2 separate regions of the Homo sapiens genome follow, and region 2 is linked to region 1. Evidence: chromatin loops called from intact Hi-C (ENCODE). Cell type or tissue: natural killer cell. All regions are shown on one strand. Links, peaks and the distances in the headings refer to the core of each region. The heading gives the core; the rest is flanking DNA. Region 1 overlaps ARHGAP10 (Rho GTPase activating protein 10). Region 2 overlaps ARHGAP10 (Rho GTPase activating protein 10).

Region 1 (9,832 bases), core at 1,369-9,368:
CAAACCAGGAAGAATTAACTCTTCCTGAAAGACTTTCTGGTGCTCCAAAGATGAGATGGTAGAGTACATCCCAGGACACCTATGCTTACCGCTATTACAGCACTTTCCACAATATATTTTTATTGCTTTTTTGACAGTCTCACAAAAAGTTGCTAACTTCCTGAAGGCTGGCCAGTGTTGTAATTCCTAGTTGTATCTCAGGGCCTCTAATACTATGCTGTATGATAGGCACTAGTGTGTTTTATTACTGAATGAAAGAAATGTAATTAAACTAAATCAATATTGTTTCTGCTCTATTAAATACAATGTAATATGAGAAATTATCCAGACAGGTTTAAGTTTTACTCATGTTTTGTAGTAATTTATAGAATCTTTGGAAGTCTGTATTTAAAATGTATTCATTAGGCTGGGCACAGTGGCTCAAGCCTGTAATCCCAGAACTTTGGAAGGCCGAGGCAGGAGGATCAATTGAGCCCAGGAGTTCAAGACCAGCCTGGGCAACACAGAGAGACCGTCTCTACAAAAATAATTTTAAAATTAGCCATGCATGGTGGCAGGCATCTGTAGTCCTGGCTGCTCAGATCATCTGACCCAGGAGTTCAAGGCTGCTGCCCAGCCTGGACAACAGAATGAAATCCTGTATTTTAAAAAAAAAAAAAAATTATTAGTCATAGTCTTGGAAAGAAATTTGGAGTAGAGGTCTGGTAATGAGCTTAGGTGATAAGTCATAATTTGTGAAATGAACATCTATTAAGTTTTCTGCCTAAAATTCTTCTTCTATTTGGATAAAATTATAATTGGCTCTTTCCAAGATAGCATCTGAATAGATTCCATTCTCAATCCAGTTAGTTGCATCCACCTGTCATCTGTGTGCTGCTGCTTGCCCAAACCCATATTTTCATTACTTGGTCAAATGTCCAAAAAAGCAATTTATCCCATGTTAACTCTTATCACGTTCTGGTATTTCTCAGAGTTTTTGTTCAACATACTTGGCCCCTAAGTTGTTCAGGATCTGTACTGGTTCCTGTAGCTACCCACAAAGTCCTGTGGGACATTTGGCAATAAGTGCCAAGCTCAAAAAGGGTGAAGGAGCTTCAAAAGAAAATAAGAACTCAGCTAGGCCTTAGAGAAACTCTTGACGTGATGCATCAGGCAACAACCTGTGTCCTGTTGTGTCCAGAATTGGTTCCTTCTGGTGGGTTCTTGGTCTCACTGAATTCAAGAACGAAGCCGCGGACCCTCGCAGTGAGTGTTACAGTTCTTAAAGATGGTGTGTCCGGAGTTTGTCCCTTCAGATGTTCAGATGTGTCCGGAGTTTCTTCCTTCTGGTGGGTTCGTGGTCTTGCTGACTTAGGAGTGAAGCCGCAGACCTTTGCAGTGACTGTTACAGCTCTTAAAGGTGGCGCATAGAGAGTTGTCTGTTCCTCCCGCTGGGTTCATGGTCTCCTGGCTTCAGGAGTGAAGCTGCAGACCTTCGTGGTGAGTGTTACAGCTCATAAAGGTAGTGTGGACCCAAAGAGTGAGCAGCAGCCAGATTTATTGCAAACAGTGAAAGAACAAAGCTTCCACAGCATGGGAAGGGACCCAAGCATTGCCCCTGCTGGCTTGGATGGCCAGCTTTTATTCCCTTACTTGGCCCCGTCCACGGCCTGCTGATTGGTTCATTTTACAGAGCGCTGATTAATCCATTTTACAGAGTGCTGATTGGTCCATTTTTACAGAGTGCTGATTGGTGCATTTACAAACCATTAGCTAGACAAAGAGCACTGATTGGTGCATTTTTACAGAGTGCTGATTGGTGCATTTACAAACCTTTGGCTAGACACAGAGTGCTGGTTGGTGTGTTTTTACAGAGTGCTGATTGGTGCATTTACAAACCTTTGGCTAGATACAGAGCGCTGATTGGTGCGTTTACAATCCTTTAGCTAGACAGAAAAGTTCTCCAAGTCCCCACCCGACCCAGAAGCCCAGCTGGCTTCACCTCTCACTGTGATAGCAAAAGGGCTTTTTGAACAAAAGCTAGAACCTAGCAAGCACATAAGAAAATGCAGCAGAACCCATAAAATGGAGGGATACGTCCAAACCAAACAGATAGGGCTCAAGGAGAGCATATCCAAATATAAGCAAAACAGTAGACAATACCTGGGGGCTTTTCAAAATCCAATTTACAAAAACCACCTAGCCACTTAGAATAGATTTAAACCACAGTTAAACATGGAACTGGGCTTCTGGAAACCGGAGAAGGTAAAAGCACAGGGAACTGAAAGAGCTTCAGGCAAGGGCTACAACATTATCAGATGGGAAACAGGAGACGGGGAAAGATCAAAATGTTGACCCCCATATCTAAAAATTCTGATGTGGTCAACTTTTAGAGACCTTTTTCTTAAATCCCCACGTGAAAACTGTTTTATGCTGTTTACAAAAAGCTCTTTAACCTAAGAGAGTAAAGTCTTTTTGAAGTATCCCATGTAAGCAGATTTAATCAGAGGAACAAGACTGTGTGCTTGACAAAATATGACTGAATGTTTAGGCAGCACAGATGTGGAAAGTAATTCAAATACCCAAACTTAAGCCCTTTCCTGTTTCTTCTAGAATTATCAGTTGGATAGGCTATTTATTAGATACTTTATGTATTAAGGCAGGGTAGGGGCTGGTAGAGAATTTAAAAAAAAAAAAAAAAGCAGAGTCTTTTAAAGATTTAACAACCTAATGAAAAGGACAGATGTTTACATAGTTTACATATCATTACAGAACACAGACAACCACCTTTCTCTACTGTTTATTATGGTACACAAAACTACCAGGAAAAAGGGCTTCTCCCTATGACCTACAATGACGGGCTCTTCACAGGTGACATCCATAGGTACAACAGTCAACACACATACTGTACTGAGCAAGACTGCACATAACATAAACTCTTTATAAACTTGAAGCCAGAAGAACAGGGAGGGATACAGAAATAGGACTTCAGGAAAGAATTTGGTCATTAAACAGCTCAAAGCACAGAATAAACTATTGTAACCATTTCTCCTTTTAAAAGGATTACTTATTGTGCAAGTTGCTTTGCAGGATATACTCTGAACAAATGTTAACATCAGAAGCTGGAAAGTTTAGGGGGGAAAATGAGTCAATAGAAGATTCAAGGTCAGACATTTCTAAATTCCAGTAGAATAGATGGCAAGTAAAAGTAAATATATTCACTCGCACTCAATTTTCATTTCCATAATATAACCGTCACACATATAGCACCATCCAATTCAAATGAGAAAAATAAGAAATGGATGTTGTTTACACGGAATACCTGCCAATGAAATGTTAAAAGAGAATGAACCAAAATGCAACAAGCTTTAAAGAGCTTAAAGAGACACAATCAAAACAAAATCATAAAACTATAAAACAGTAGTCAGATCCCCCAAGTCCTTCATTTTACATATAAGAAACTAAAGCCAATTACTTAGTCAAGGTCGCAGAAGTGAAAGCTGACCTCCGATCTCCTGCTGCAAAGCCAGAGGGGACAACCCAGCTGCCTGCAGCACGGCAAACTATCCAAGGAAGGAGCCTGGGGTGGTGCCCCCAATGATCTCCCACTGTTCACAGGGTCTGAGCCTCAATTCGTAGCCCTTCATTAAAAACTGTAATACGGTATGCCAAAAAGAAATGTCTAATATTTTCACAAGTCACTTAAATGAGAATTCATTCCATAAACAGCAATTACAGAGCTGGAACTCCTTGGGTTCATCTGTGTGGTTAAGCTACTGAGGCCACAGTGTTTATTTCCACCAAGGGATTTTAGTCATTTCTTTTAGGAAGAGAAAAAAAAAAAAACTCACATCCCCAGCCACGTGGGGGGAAAAAAATACAAATATAAAAACTCCCTTCCCTACCTAAAATTGATGTTAATTCCCCTCTCCTTGGGCCAAGCCAAAAATGGTCAACAGCATGCAAATGTTACTTTTTCTTTCTCAAGTACATACACAAAATTCAGGAAAGACCGGTGGAAATTATTTCTCTGGGGTAATTTCAAAGCTCAGATTGCACATTTTAAATAAGTTGCTAAATATATCTCAGGCTCCTTGTGGCAAAACCACTGCATTATTCCTGGAAATCACGGTTAAATCCCAGATACTTAAGTACAAAGTCTGTGGTTCACTCACCTTTGAATCCCCAGCACAGTACTATACAACACACAATATAATGCACAATACCATAACAATACTTGCACATAATAGAGGCTCAATAAATTTTTGTTAAATTGAAGGAAATTACATCCCAGTAACTTAATAGTCTCTTCCTAGTTTCAACGGCATCACAGTGTGGCAGCGTCTATAATCTTAAACCCTACTGTAATGCTACACTCCTCCATAAAACTGAGGTGCGCACAGAAATAACTACACTCCCCCCAGTAATAAGCTCCTTCTATTCAGAGCAAATGTGTTGTTTGGTTACAGGTATTTTTAAAACTCTATATGGAAAGGTGTAGCCCAAGAAGATTACTAGAGGTTTTACCATCTTGTCCAGGTGTTTTTGTTTTGTTTCCAATTCCATATCCCCCAAAGGGGGAAAAGCACATTTCAAACAAAACAACAGATGGTTTGCTCCGGCATCTCCTTCAAAGCTGCCAAATGTGAATAAAGTGTACCATGAAGCAGCAGAGGCATCTATGTTTTCTGAGTGTATTCAAATTAGACACAAACCTTTACAGCTCCAAGTTGCTCTTTTCTGAATTTTTCCAAGGGTTTAATCAGGGTTTCAGTTACACTTAATGCCTAGAGAACAAGAGTGATAACAAAAGAGCACAGCATTAGGTTTCCAAAAAGGAAAAAATTAGTATTTCATTTCCCTCTTCCATCCCACCCAGAAAGAAAATGAACGTATTTAACGGCTTTATCTCACTCTGCCAATGCAACAATTAAATCACTTCTCAACTTATTAAAGCACTAGAACTCCATAAATATTTTCAGGGAAGAGGAGGTGGGCAGATTGCCAGTGAAATGTACAACACAGCCCCAACTCTCTTCCACAAAACAGCAAGACGGCTGTCTGTAAACAACAAAGGGGTCTATCACATTCATTAACAGAACACTTCTGTTTGAGATTGTTTTTTTCCTTCCCCCTCCTTAGAAATTTAAAATTCAATTACATTCCTTTATTGATAATCAGACTACATTATGTAAAGAACTAGGACTGTAGCTACTTGTTCAAATACAACCAGTCTGCCCTTCATTACAGAAACCTCCTAAGGATTTAAGGTATATTAGCAAAGTAGAGTCACTGGAGGCTCACGAAAAAGTCAAATGCTTGGGCGTGCTAGCAAACATGACATCAGGGAAGCTCACATGAGAGAAGCCACACACACAAACTCCAGCCACAACCACATTTTCTTTTTATGTTGGCTGGTTTGGGGATTTTCATGTTAAGCCACAAAATGCTGAAAATGCAAATAAAAGAAAATATTCATCAAAAGAAAACATACTTAGTAACAATATAGTGGTGAGAGTAGTGGCTTCTCACCCTCTGCTTCCAGGAGACCAGAAATATCCAAAATAGAAAAGAAAATCTCGAAACACTATTTAAGAATGTGCCATCCCTCTTTTTAGAAAGGTGATCAAAAATCCAAGCTTAACATTACAGAAAAAATAAGTGATTTGGAATAGGAAAAGATTCTTAATGTAACCAAAGGCTCCTCAGCAGTGTTTCATTATGTGAGGGTTTCTCCCAAAGAGACCTTCATACTCTAACGTAGGGAACACTCAAAATAAGCGACTATGCCCACATTCAGGATGCTCAGTTTCAACTTTCTACCCCAGGCTGACCCCTGGATTCCCCTCACTCCCACCTGGATAATTTGCTGCTTGGGTGTAAAATAGCTGGGGCAACAAAGCTCTAAAAGAAAGAATTAAGAGCAACAACTAGTCAGGGAAAAGGGATCATCTTTCAAAATATCATTTTATCCTCTCTACATTTTAGACCATGTGACCTACAGCAATGGCAAACCAAAGAGTCCTACAAAGCACCACCAGCCAGGAATCCTGACTCCCCAAATAATATGGAATGTCCCACATTCCATTTGAGAGTACAGATACAAGAAGTGCTAGCATACGTTTTCACAGTGCATGAATTTACACACAGTGTCTCATAGATAACTTAAGGCACACTTACATGAGCACCTGTGTCATTTTTTAAGCTCCCACATCTGGATCTACCCAACTAGTGATCCCAAATAAACCTCCATATAATATGTCTTCTGTGAAACTGGTACACTCAAGAAAGAAGTCGGCCCAGAATGAACTGCAGGGATCACAGAAGCTAACAACTGCTCAAGTTCACAGAAGATAGGAATAGGGATTCCAAGTCATGTAGGTCTGGGCCCACCAAGCATAACCACCATGCAACATGGCAATAAAAGTACCAAAGAGGTGCTTCTCCAAAGTTGCCATCTTAATAAACTTTAAATATTTATCTATTTTACGAGATAAACAGCTGTTAAGCATGCAATGCCAGGTGATGGGGATACAGCTATGAACAAAACAAGCACAGCCCCCTGCCTTCGTGGAAATTACTGTTCAGTAGAGAAGATGTAAGCCAGATACATGAACACCTAAGGAGATATATAAGCGCACATTCTAGTAATTCCTTCCAATGAAGAAAAGTAGGAGTACAGTGAGGAATGCATTAGAGGAGGTCTAAGGAGAAATGTGTGCAAAGAGAGCTTCTTCAAAGTAGTGACATTTAAGCTAAAACCTAAAAGGTGAGAAGGAATCCGTGGTGCAAAGGGCAAGGGAAATTGTTTCCTGCTGAGATCAGCAGAGGCAAAGGATGAAGGTGAGGAGTTTGAGCATTACAGGGAATGTCAAAAGGCCAGAATGGCTGAAGCGTAAGGAGCAATGAAGTGAGCCTGTAATGCTGAGTGATGGCAGGGGATCAGAGCGTGCCGGGCCTTGTGGGCTCTGGGAAAGGTTAGCATTTTATTGGGGGTACAGTGGAAAGCCACAGGAGGGTTTTCAAGCAGTGAATTGACAGAATGATAATTAGAGCTTTTCAAGATTACTCTGGCTGCTGAGGGAGAGATGAAAGGTACAGAAAACCGGAAGACAGACTCGTTAGGAGGCTTCTAGAGTGGTACACGAAGAGATGGCGGTGGTTCAAATGAAGGCAACCAACAACAGAAGTAAAGACAAGTAGACAGATTTGAGAGATATTTGCAGGTGGTGTCAAAGTAATGAGAGATTGACCGAATGGAAAAGGTGAAGATTTCCAGGATCCCTCCCAGATTTCTGGCATGAACAAATGAAGAGATAACAATTCTACTTATTGCCAGGCACAGACAGACAAGCATCACATGTTCTCACTTATTTGTGGGATGCAAAAATCAAAACAATTGAACTCATGGAGATAGAGAGTAGAAGGGTTGTTACCAGAAGCTGGGAAGTATAGTAGGGGGGAGGTAGGGATGGTTAATGGGTACAAAAAAATAGTTTGAAAGAATGAATGATACCTAGTATTTGATAACACAACAGAGTGACCATACTCAAAATAATTTAATTGTACATCTTAAAATAACTAAAAGAGTATAGTTAGATTGTAACACAAAGGATAAATGCTTGAACGGATGGATACCCTATTTTCCATGATGTGACTATTATACATTGCACGCCTCTATCAAAATATCTAATATAACCCCATAAATATATATACCTATTATGTACTCACAAATCCTAAAAATAAAAATAAATTTAAAAATAAAAAATAAAGGACACTATTTACTGCAACAGGGAAAATCTTGAGGGAAAGCAGCTGGGAGCACACACTAAGGGCTCATGTTAAATCCCAGATGCTGAGAAACGCCCAAGATCTTAGTAAAACCAGCTGTCAGAGACACAGGTCCACAGCCTAGAAGAGACACCTAGGTCAGAGATACCAATTTTGTCCTCATCAGCAAGTAGATGGCATTTGAAGTCATGCAAGTAGAGAGGTAGGACGGTAGAAAAATGGAAATGTCTCAGACCAAGTACTCAGATCAGGAAATGAAAGAACAGAGGTAAACGATGGCAATGAAACTGGAGAAAGCTACCAAGGTGTTGGATAAAAGAAGAAAGGGGTTCAGGCCGGGTGCAGTGGCTCACGCCTGTAATCCCACTTTGGGAGGCCGAGGCAGGTGGATCACCTGAGGTCAGGAGTTTGAGACCAGCCTGACCAACATGGAGAAACCTTGTCTCTACTAAAAGTACAAAATTAGCCGGGCAGTGCCTGTAATCCCAGCTACTCGGGAGGCTGAGGTAGGAGAATCGCTTGAACCCAGGAGGCAGAGGTTGCGGTGAGCTGAGATCGTGCCACTGCACTCCAGCCTGGGCAACACAGCGAAACTCCGTCTCAAAGAAAAAGAAAAAGAAAAAGAAAAAAAAGGAGTTCAGCTGTGTGGGCTGCAGAGACGTTTTAAAGAAAGAATGAGAGCTCAGCAATATCCATGGCAAGGTGGCAGAAAGGGCTGGGCTGGAGTTGATTTATGACTGACAGGTGAGACCACGTGGGGAACAACCCTTCCTCAAAGAATGACCAGGTGGGGCAGTAGAGAGAGAGGATGACTGCTGAAAGAGAACATGCCATAAAGTAAAGGCATGTATTCTTTTAAGACAGCTGGTATTTAAGAGATGAGAGCATGTCTAAATGCCCATGTGAAGAATCCAGAAAGAATGGTTCAAAATCTCTGACACGGGAGGAGATGGGATGCTGAGCATGCATGGAGGGTTGGCCTGTCATACGAGTCAAAATCCTTCCTTCCCTGTGATAGAAGGAGAAAAGGGGTGCCCAGTACAAACGGGTTTGTGGGCTTCATGACAAAAAGCTGAGAGTTGCTACCAAATGGCTATTTTTTCCATAAAGTACAAAACAAGGTCACTTGCAGAGAGTTTGGACATGAGAAGTTTCACGCCCAACTAACTGAAGAATGAATGAAAGAATCATTACAAATGAGACAACACTTCTTAGAGAAACAAGAAGTCCTTTTGAGATAGGTGAGGAGGAGTTTATGAAGTTATCATCTGCCTTATTGTGGGATTTTCTCCAGCAAGGAAGGGAAAAGGTGGGTGGCTGAGTTCATCCCAGGCGAGTGTTTCTAAGAGATGTGAACACGTCAGCACAGTATGACGTGGCAGACAAAGTGCTGGCAAGCTGCGCAGAGCTTCTGGGGAGCAGAGGAGGAAGGCCCCCTGGGTAAGAGAAGACTTCCTGAAGGAGATTATGCACAGCTCAGCCTGAAACAGAGGGACGGTGTTCTCCAGGCAAAGGCCTTCCATGTGGAGAGGGGAAAACAGCAATTTCAGGGCATGGAACCTAAGCAGCTCGGTGTCACTAAAGCAGATGAGGAAATCAGAGAGGATCACGAGACAAGGCTAGAGATATCGGATGGTCTCCATTAGCCATCAGAATGGGACCCAGGAAATGCTCAGAAAGTAGAGGTAGGTTATAAATAATATAGACACATGAAGGCATTTTAAAATAAGAACCCCAAAACTCCATACTCTGGAGTAAACACTGTCTTCCACCAAAAGAACCAGGCTACAAAGATTACACAAGAGCAATCTTAGGTCATTATATTTTTCCTTCATTTGGAGAATTCAATGCAATATCCGTCTGAGCCCCAAAGGCTAACACTAGAGTAGAAAAAGAATATAAGGGTTTCACGGCCAGGCATGGTGGCTCACACCCCATAACCCTAGCGCTTTTGGAGGCCGAGGCGGGTGGATCACTTGAGGTCAGGAGTTTGAGACCAGCTGGTCAATATGGTGAAATTCCATCTCTACTAAAAATACAACAAAATTAGCCGGGCATGGTG
Region 2 (9,832 bases), core at 413-8,412, 51 kb after region 1:
AGCCCAGCCTAGGGAAATCCCTTCTGCCTCCACAGCCAGCAATAACAGCAGGGGGAAATGAGACGGCAGCCCTAGCGGCATCTAACCACCAAGCAGACAAACACCACAAAGGCTCTGAAAGTTAAACTGTCATTGGAACCACAGCCCACAAATGTAGGGCAGGACCTGTGTGCTAAGACTAACTGGGTGGCTGCCTGCTAAAACAAAAGATTTAAATGGGATTCAGAACATTCCCACTGCCCGCACCCCCCCAAAAAAAAGATAGGCAAAATGTCCAGAATACAGTCAAAAATCACCCACCATACCAAGAACCAGGAAAATCCCAAGTCAAATTCCCATTTTAGCCAAAAAACTGACCCTAACCCTGAGATAAATCAGATGTTGAAATTATCTGATGAGGATTTTAAAGCAACCCTCTTACAAGTGCTTCAATAATCAATTATAAATTCTGTTGAAACAAATGAGAAACTAGAAAATCTCAGAAGTGAAATTATTTTAAAAACCAAATATAAATTATACAACTGAAAAGTACAGTAACAAAAACTCACTTGATATGCTCAATAGTAGGATGAAAATGACAGGATAAAAAAAATCACTGAACTTGAGGAAAGACAACAGAATTCACTCTATCAGAACAATAGAAAACAGGCTGTGAAAATAAGCAGAGCCTCAGAGACCTGTGGAACAGCAAAACATCCAGCCTTGTATCATTGAGCCCCAAGAGGAAAAAGAGAATAGGGCTAAAAGAATATTCAAAGAAATAATGGCTGAAAACATTCCAAATTTGGTAAAAGACATAAACAGATTTAAGAAGCTGAGCAAATTTATGATCAGAATAAACAAAGAGAGGCCATCCCAGCATTAGGAAGGCCAAAGCAGGCAGATCACTTGAGGTCAGGAGTTTGTGACCAGCCTGGCAAACATGGCAAAACCCCATCCCGTCTCTACTAAAAATACAAAAATTAGCCAGGCATACTGATGCATGCCTGTAGTCCCAGCTACTCAGGAGACTGAGGCAGGAGAATCGCTTGAACCCGGGAGGCAGAGGTTGCAGTGAGCCGACATCACACCAATGCATTCCAGCCTGGGTGACAGAGTGAGACTCCATCTCGAAGAGAAAAAAAAAAGGACAAAAAGAAATTCAGGCCAAGGCTAGGATCAATGGTAAACATCAATAACTAGTCTTCTGAAAACTAAAGACAAAGAAAAAAATCTGCTTGAAAGCAGGCTGTGAGAAATGATACATGATCTGTAAGGAACACCAATTCGAACAATGGATTTCCCATCTGAAACCATGGAGACTAAAGGAAGTAGCACATTTTTCAAGCGTGGGGGGGTAAAAAGTCTATATATATATATATATATATATATATATATATATAGAGAGAGAGAGAGAGAGAGAGAGAGAGAGAGAGAGAGAGAGAGAGAGAGAGAGAGAGTGTCTCAAACTCCTGACCTCACGTAATGCACCACCTTGGCCTCCCAAAGTGCTGGGATTACAGGCGTGAGCCACTGCACCCAGCCAAGGCTAATCTTTTGTATTTTTAGTAGAGACGGGGTTTCATCATGTTGGCCAGGCTGGTCACAAACTCCTGGACTCAAGTGATCCACCCACCTAGGCTGCCCAAAGTCATCATGTTGGCCAGGCTGGTCACAAACTCCTGGACTCAAGTGATCCACCCACCTAGGCTGCCCAAAGTGCAGGGATTATAGGCATGAGCCACCACACCTGGCCAAAATTATATTTTTTAACACAGAAGATTCAAAATTGTCTATAAGATGACCTCTAACTTCAGAGTTTATAATCTAAGGAGGGATGAAACATATAAAACAAAAATACAAATAATAATAGCAGGTGTTGTATAAGTAACACAGCCAGAGACAACGAAGATGGTTCAGAGGCAGGTACCGATATTTTGGGCTGCCATGATCAGAGAAAATTTCAAAGAAGGTCACAACAAACGGTCCACACACTACATTTAAATAAAGCTACTGAAAGAATGTATCCCTTACGAAAAAAAAAAAAGTAAAAGCAAAACTGAAGAGATGTAAAAGCAAAAAGTATGTTTACAGGAGAGTACAGGGAGGAACTATTCATCTGCCACTTAAGAAACACCTGAACAGGGGACAAAGAAGCATCAGTCACAATTCTTGGTCCTCGATCTAATCAGAAATGCAGAGGAAAATGTAAGAGACAGATGAAATGGGGAAACAGGACAAAGAGGAGAGGGATGGGATGAGATGGCATGGGATGGGTTGGGGTGGGATGAGCTAGATGAGATGGGATGCCACTAAAAAAGATTGACTGTACAGACCCTCAGGGAACATAGCAGAGGGCACAATTAACTCTTTCTGGGAAAGGCAGAGAAGGTTTCGCAGGGTTAAGACTGGATCTCAAAACATCAGACCGAAGTGACAAATAAAAAATGGGGAGGGGGCCGGGCGTGTTGGCTGGCCAGGCGCAACGGCTCATGCTTGTAATCCCAGCACTCTGGGAGGCTGAGGCGGGCAGATCACGAGGTCAAGAGATCGAGATCATCCTGGCCAACATGGTGAAACCCCGTCTCTACTAAAAATACAAAATTTAGCTGGGTGTGGTGGTGCGCACCTGTAGTCCCAGCTACTCCAGAGGCTGAGGCAGGAGAATCACTTGAACCTGGGAGGCGGAGGCTGCAGTGAGCAGAAATAGTGCCACTGCACTCCAGCCTACTTCATCTCCAAAAAAACAAAAACAAAACAAAACAAAACAAAGTGGGGAGGGTACGTTGGACCATGAGAAAAACAAACAACTCCAGACATGCACACAGTAAAATGGTGGCAGTGGAAGGGTGAGGAACATAGAAGGCATGCTGGGGTCAGTGTAAAGACCTGGCTAAGAGGTTGGATCTTCATCTGGAGGGTAATAAGGAGTCATGGAAGAATTTTAAACACAGAAGTGATACCAAAAGAAAAAAAAAATTGAATAACTTTGAGGACATTGAATAGAATTAAATGAAAGGAAAAGGCCACTAGAGGAGAGAAAACCAGTTACAGGCTATTCAGTTCCTTTTGATTTAACAACTTTGAACCCCATGATATGCCATGCTCCAGGCCGGATGCTTCAAACACAAAGATTATTTCCATCACTGTCCTTCCAAACCAAGGAGACAGCAATGTAAGCAGAGAGAAGGGAAGAGAAAGAGGAAAACTACATCCTACAATCATTTCAGAGCTAAAATCAACAAGCCTCCGTGGAAGGGCTCTATGGCATGAGGGAAAAGACAAGAACGAGGTTTTTACATTAGAAATCATAGAATGTTATAACTATGGCCAGTACTAGCATTCCAGAAATAAGGAACAGGCCGGGCGCAGTGGCTCACGCCTGTAATCCCAGCACTTTAAGAGGCCAAGGCGGGTGGATCACAAGGTCAGGAGATTGAGACCATCCTGGTTAACACGGTGAAACCCCGTCTCTACTAAAAATACAAAAAATTAGCCGGGCATGGTGGCAGGCGCCTGTGATCCCAGCTACTCGGGAGGCTGAGGCAGGAGAATCGCTTGAACCTGGGAGGCGGAGCTTGCAGTTAAGCCGAGATGACACCACTGCATTCCAGCCATGGGCGACAGAGTGAGACTCCTTCTCAAGAAAAGAAAAATAAAAAAAAAGAAATAAGGAAAAAAAGAGATGAACCAGTATTTGGGTACCAGACTGAGGAGGAATTATGTACCTCCTCTAAGAGGAAGCTCCGTTGTTGTCTCTTCCAGGAGGGCCCTCCTCCCAACCTCCCAGGTGTCTCCTTCCACTACGCTTTTAAAAAAAATGCTCACAGATATATAAATATATTTTACCACAATGGGTAAGTACACGTGTGTTTGTCTCTCCCACTAGATTATATATTCCCCAAGGGCAAGGATTAATTATATTCATCTTTCTATCCCTATTGCATGGGACCCAGCAAGGTTTCAACAAATGTTCAATGAATGGAGAAAATAGAAGAAACTTAATATTTTTACAAAACTATTATAAACTTATTTTCTATCACATTACTAAATAATTCCTCCTCTACTACAAGAAGGGGGGGAAATTATAAACAAATAGCTCTAGGTCTTCTATTTCTGTTTGAGAAGTCTAAAAATTAATCATGTTCCCAAAAGCAAAAAAACATAATATTGTAAAGGTCAATCAAAAGGAAGCTGGGCATGATGGCTCATGTCTGTAATCCCAGCACTTTGAGAGGCCGAGGTGGGCGGATCACGAGGTCAGGAGTTTGAGACCAGCTTGTCCAATATGGTGAAACCCCATCTTTACTAAAAATACAAAAATTAGCTGGAGGTGGTGGTACACACTTATAATCCCAGCTATTCGGGAGGCTGAGGCAGGAGAATAGCTTGAATCTGGGAGGCAGAAGTTACAGTGAGCCAAGATCACGCCACAGCACTCCAGCCTGGGCAACAGAGTGAGACTGTCTCCAAAAAAAAAAAAATTAAATTAAATTAAAAAAATAAAAAATAAATAAAAATCTGAGGCTCCAGCAGCTCCTCATCCAGTCACCTCACATTTACTGAGCACCTACTACGTACCAAGCACCACGTGAATACTACACAGCTCCTACCTTCAAAGAGCTCACACTCCAGAAGTTGCGTTTGTAAACTGCTGCACCGGAGAATGTTTCGTAAAAATATATCTCCTCTGAAGGACCCACAGAGACCCTGTAAGACTCATTAGCAGGCCAAAGAGCAGAGCTAACCCTCAAGGAAAAAATATAATTTTTGACTGCAGCAGAACCAAGATCTCCTTACAGGAAGTTTTGTAGGAAAAAGGGAGAGGAGGTATAAAAAGACAAACGTAGGATAAAAGGTAAAAAAGTAAACACACTAGTAGTACTCTTACAAGGCACTTTCAAAAGGCAAGTAGATTACATATCAAAACTCAAATGGGCATAGCATGGTGGCTCACACCTGTAATCCCAGCGCTGCAGGAGGCCAAAGCAAGAGGATTACTTAAGGCCAGGAGTTCAAGGCTGCAGTGAGCTATGATGGTGTAACTACACTCCAGCGTAGGTGACACAGTGAGACCCTGTCTCTAAGGAAAAAAACTACAAAGGCCACCCTTGACCGGCAGCTGCTACCTTACAAAGAAAGCCACAAAGGAAATTAATATTTCACTAGCTGCCACACTATATGGAACTGACTATAGTCAACTGCAAAAGCAGCTGGAAACCTCAAAACGTACTTTAAATATTGAATTTTTATGGTAAAGTATGAGTGATAACATGTTGGAAACCACCTAGATGTCTATCAGAAGGGGAACTGGTTACACTGTCCTATACTTACATGATAGAACACCACAAGAACATTAAAATCATGTTTCAAAAAACACTAAATGGTACTGTAACATGTTTGTTACTGCATGATCCTGGGCTACTTTAACATCTCAGTCTCAACATTCCTCATCTGTAAAATGGAGATAATGGAATACTCAATGGCAATGGGAATGAACAATCCCAAACTACATGCAATAGCATGAAACATAACAAAATATGTACCATATAACTCAATTTCCAGAAAACACAAAAACCAATCCCAAAAAATCTGCTACTAGAAGTCAAGATTATGGTTCTTGGGGGCTTTGAAGCCCTGACACTTGTCGAGTGTGTATATGTTCTGTTTTGCTCTGGATGCTACTTACACTGGTGAATGTGACTCATGAAAACCTAACCAGTTGTATACTCATAAAAGTGCACATATATATGTGGTACATTTCAATAAAAAAAATTTCATGGAGATAATTATAGGATCCTCTTCATAGGAATGTTGTGAGAATTAACATTATGTTGCAAAGATTGACATAAAATGTTGCCTGCCTAATCATGAGTGAGTGCACAATAAATATTAGGTATTCTTATAATCCTCCTAATGCTGACAACACAAGAAGCTCTACTAAGTGTTCTCTCAATGAACAAATTTCTGAAGTGAAATGAATCACTCACAACCTCTGCAAAACCATAACCGCTCTGTAAATTTCCTGTGGCACTTACTTTGCACTTTCCACCATAATTATTTGTGTTCGAGCCTGTCCCTCCCCTACACTTACAGCTCCCGAAGGGTAAAACACTTGGCAGTCTTTGTATCCTTCACAACACACACAACAGCAGGCTACTCAATCACTGCAGTCTGTGATCTGCAGAACATTTTAAGAATAGTAGAACTGTTTGAAAATTAAACATTTTACTGGGCAAAATAATGTCCCTTCTACACTTTATTTTTTAAGGTGCTGAACCTACTTTGCAGGTGGAACTTTAGATTCTGTTAAGAATGCCTATGTGTTTCTACTTGTTCACTTCTTCATTCCACAAATACGTATCAATGTACAAAGGTCAAGAAGCTTACTGTTAAGGGGGAAGGCACGTACACAGGCACGGATGATTTGTTTCTGCAAGGCGCCTCAGCAGAGGAGGATCCATGGCTCCGCATTATGTTAACTCCCTGACTTGGTGATTCCTGGACAGTTGAGCAGTATACACATGAAGCCTCAGAAGTGAGGGCAGGCTGATACTTTCTCATTTTAGGAGGGGATCTGAGTACTTTTATTCCCTACTCTGAGTCCAGGCTGAGATGGACAAACTTCTTTGTATTTTTGGCTAAATAGCTATGCGGGGAGATCCCAGGTCCAACTCCTCCTTTCAAGGCCCCATTCTTTTTCTAGATATAACTGTTAAGGCTCCAGGCATTTTGTTTCTCACTCTGATGCAAGTTCAACTCCTAAGATATTGCTCTGAAATTCTGTTCTTTCTTCACTGGCACATCCTGGGTATTCTTTCCAGAATTTATAATCACAACTGTACATTTGTAAAAAAAAAAAAATATATATATATATATGTGTGTGTTATATTTTACCCCAATATTGCTAAGTATTTTGTGAACTGAAACACCTACCATACATATATATACACACACACATATATACATATATACACACATATACACACACACACACATATATGCACACACACACACACATACATACACACACATTTTCTTTTTTTCCAGAGAGTCTCACTCTGTCGCCCAGGCTGGAGTGCAGTGGTGCAATCTCTTGGCTCACTGCAACCTCCACCTCCCAGGTTCAAGTGATTCTCCTGCCTCAGCCTCCAGAGTAGCTGGGACTACAGGCATGCATCACCACACCCAGCTAATTTTTGTATTTTTAGTGGAGACGGGTTTCACCATGTTAGCCAGGCTGGTGACATCAAGTGATCCGCCTGCCTCGGCCTCCCAAAGTGCTGGGATTACAGGAGTGAGCCACCTCGCCTGGCCAACTACCTTGTATTTTTAATACACCTTCAACCCACATTCCCCAGGACTCCTACAGAGAAAGCTCAGCTGAAAAGGAGTTCACAGAGTGAAACTAAAAACACAAAAGAAAAAAATCCCCCATAAGCAAAACAGAGCAGACACTACAAAAGAACAGGAATGAGACCAAAGCCAACACAACAACTTGGATAAATCATAATAATGGAGAATAAGAAAAGCAAGGCCCCAGAGGACCACAAAGAGAACTAGATAAGGAATAATAAAGCTCAGGTAGCATATATAAAGAGGGAAGAGGCCGAGAGACGGAGTGAGGAGAAGCACAGGAAGTTGTTGGTAATGTCTCAGAACCTGATGAGCTCGTAGGTGTTCATTATATTATAAATAAAGCAAATAAAAGGGCCATGCAAACACAAATGATAATAATGGGTTGTGAATCAAGGATTATGATTAATCTACTTCTCTGAACCTGAGTCCCTGTCACCAATAAAGAAGGAGGGAAGGAAGAGGACATGTTATAAATAGGCAGCTCAAAAAGAAAAAGCCTGAAAGGCCAATAAATACGTGAAAAGATATTCAACCTCACTCCAATCAGGAAAATGCAGCATTCAAGTTAGAAACAATAAGGTATCACTTTTACATCAACAGATGAGCAAAAACTCAAAAGTTTCACAATACAAAATACTGGAAAAGATGCAGCTCAACAAAATCACCAGTACAATGCAGAGGGAATGTAATCTGACTACTGTGTAAAGCAATGTGTACTATCGAGTAAAGGTGAAGACAACCCTGGAGTGAAAGACGCTCACGTGCTACCACACAGCAATTCTACTCTCACGTGATGTCCCCAGAGAAACGCACATACACATCATACACGCGTCAGGAGACATGTATAAGAATGTTCACCAGCAGTGCTATTTACATTAATGAAAATTTGGAAACACTCCAAAAATATCTGACAACAGAACAGACTAAGACACTGTAGGACAGGCTGGGCACGATGGCTCATGCCTGTAATCCCAGCACTTTGAGAGGCCAAGGCAGGTGGATCACCTGAGGTCAGGAGTTCGAGACGAGCCTGGCCAACACAGTGAAACCCCATCTCTACTAAAAATACAAAAACTAGCTGGACATGGTGGCGGGTGCCTATAATCTCAGCTACTCGGGAGGCTGAGGCTGGAGAATCGCTGGAACCCAGGAGGCGGAAGTTACAGGGAGCTGAGATTGCACCACTGTACTCCAGCCTGGGCAACTCCATGCCCCGCAGGGAGGAAAAACAAAAAACAAACAAACAAACAAACAAAATATATATATATACACGCGCGCACGCACGCGCGCGCACACACACACACGGAATAACCATTCAATGGAATGCTATATGTTAGGTTTTTAAAAAAGAACTACAGAATGTAGCAAAAAGGAAAAAATAATGTGGCTTTTTTTCCTCCTAAAGTACAGAAGAGGCCGGGCGCAGTGGCTCATGCCTGTAATCTCAGCACTTCGGGAGGCTGAGGCAGGCAGATCACCTGAGGCTAGGAGTTTGAGACCAGCCTGGCCAACATAGCAAAACCCTGTCTCTGCTAAAAATACAAAAATTAGCCAGACATGGTGGCAGGCGCTTGTAATCCCAGCTACTCAGGAGGCCGAGGCAGGAGAATCACTTGAACCTGGGACACAGAGGCTGCAGTGAGCTGAGATCGCACCACTGCACTCCAGCCTTGGTGACAAAGAGAGACTCTGTCTCAAAAAAAAAAAAAAAAAGTAAAGAATATGTACAGTTTGCTGTTATTTTCATAAAGTTTCAAAACAATATACCTTACATTACTCATAAACTCATACATATATAATATGTATAATATGTACACATATAAAAACATATGTGGCAATGAAACATCCCAAATCCACAATAGTGGTTACTTATAGAATGGTAAGGACACAGGATGAGGAGGGGTCACAGGAGCCTTCAACTCTCACAGAGATTTACTTATATTAAAAAATATTTTGACTTGTTTCCTTCAAATATTAAAATCTGATAAGGCCAAATGCAAGTACTGAAGTATTCAGTATAGTATTCTCTATGTACTATGTTTACAATATTTCATCCAAAAGGAAAGACACGACCAGAAGGAAACTTGATAAAACTTATTTGAATATGATAGTTAGAAAATAACAGCATATAACTTTAACATTGGCCACCAAATGTGGGCTACTCTAGCTCAGGTTTTTATTATCCCTTTGGCACAGAATCTAGCACAGGGCCTGACTCATAAGAGGTGCTCAAGTAAATATTTGCTTAATGAACTGGACAAGCAGGTAGAAAAAAGTCGAATTATTAATCTAGTCACCTCTGAATATTTTCAAATGTTTTGTTACATCTTAGAATATTTGAGAGTATGAATAATAATTACTGATACACTGGATCTTCTCAACAATTGAGAACATACTTTCTGCCAGACAGCCCATTTTTTAAAGGTATTACTAGGTGTTACGAACTGAATGTTTGCGTTTCCCCCAAAATTCATATGTTGAAACACTAACCCCC

The links. A loop is a pair of places that touch in the nucleus more often than their neighbours do. Peaks named below come from ENCODE experiments on the same cell type or tissue, not always from the same donor. Only the 100,000 strongest peaks of a DNase experiment are listed, where the experiment ranks them.
Region 2: a loop joins it to region 1, with 5 times the contacts of the local background. A loop is called at or near these places in 8 of 110 quality-filtered maps.

Annotation. Positions count from the first base shown.
Region 1 is chr4:147,842,085-147,851,916 of GRCh38, reverse strand. It overlaps ARHGAP10 (Rho GTPase activating protein 10), which reads right to left. Exons shown (of 23, transcript NM_024605.4): 4 at 4,695-4,766. Among named protein-coding and RNA genes, the nearest start is that of MIR4799, 64 kb to the right of the region's middle. RefSeq lists an enhancer at 8,575-8,634. In natural killer cell, for the core only: no CTCF peak of the experiment used is centred there; DNase peaks (open chromatin) are centred at 5,346 and 8,536.
Region 2 is chr4:147,790,332-147,800,163 of GRCh38, reverse strand. The region is part of intron 1 of ARHGAP10 (Rho GTPase activating protein 10); the gene reads right to left. Among named protein-coding and RNA genes, the nearest start is that of MIR4799, 13 kb to the right of the region's middle. In natural killer cell, for the core only: no CTCF peak of the experiment used is centred there; DNase peaks (open chromatin) are centred at 5,223 and 7,473; H3K4me3 peaks cover 590 bases; H3K27ac peaks cover 678 bases.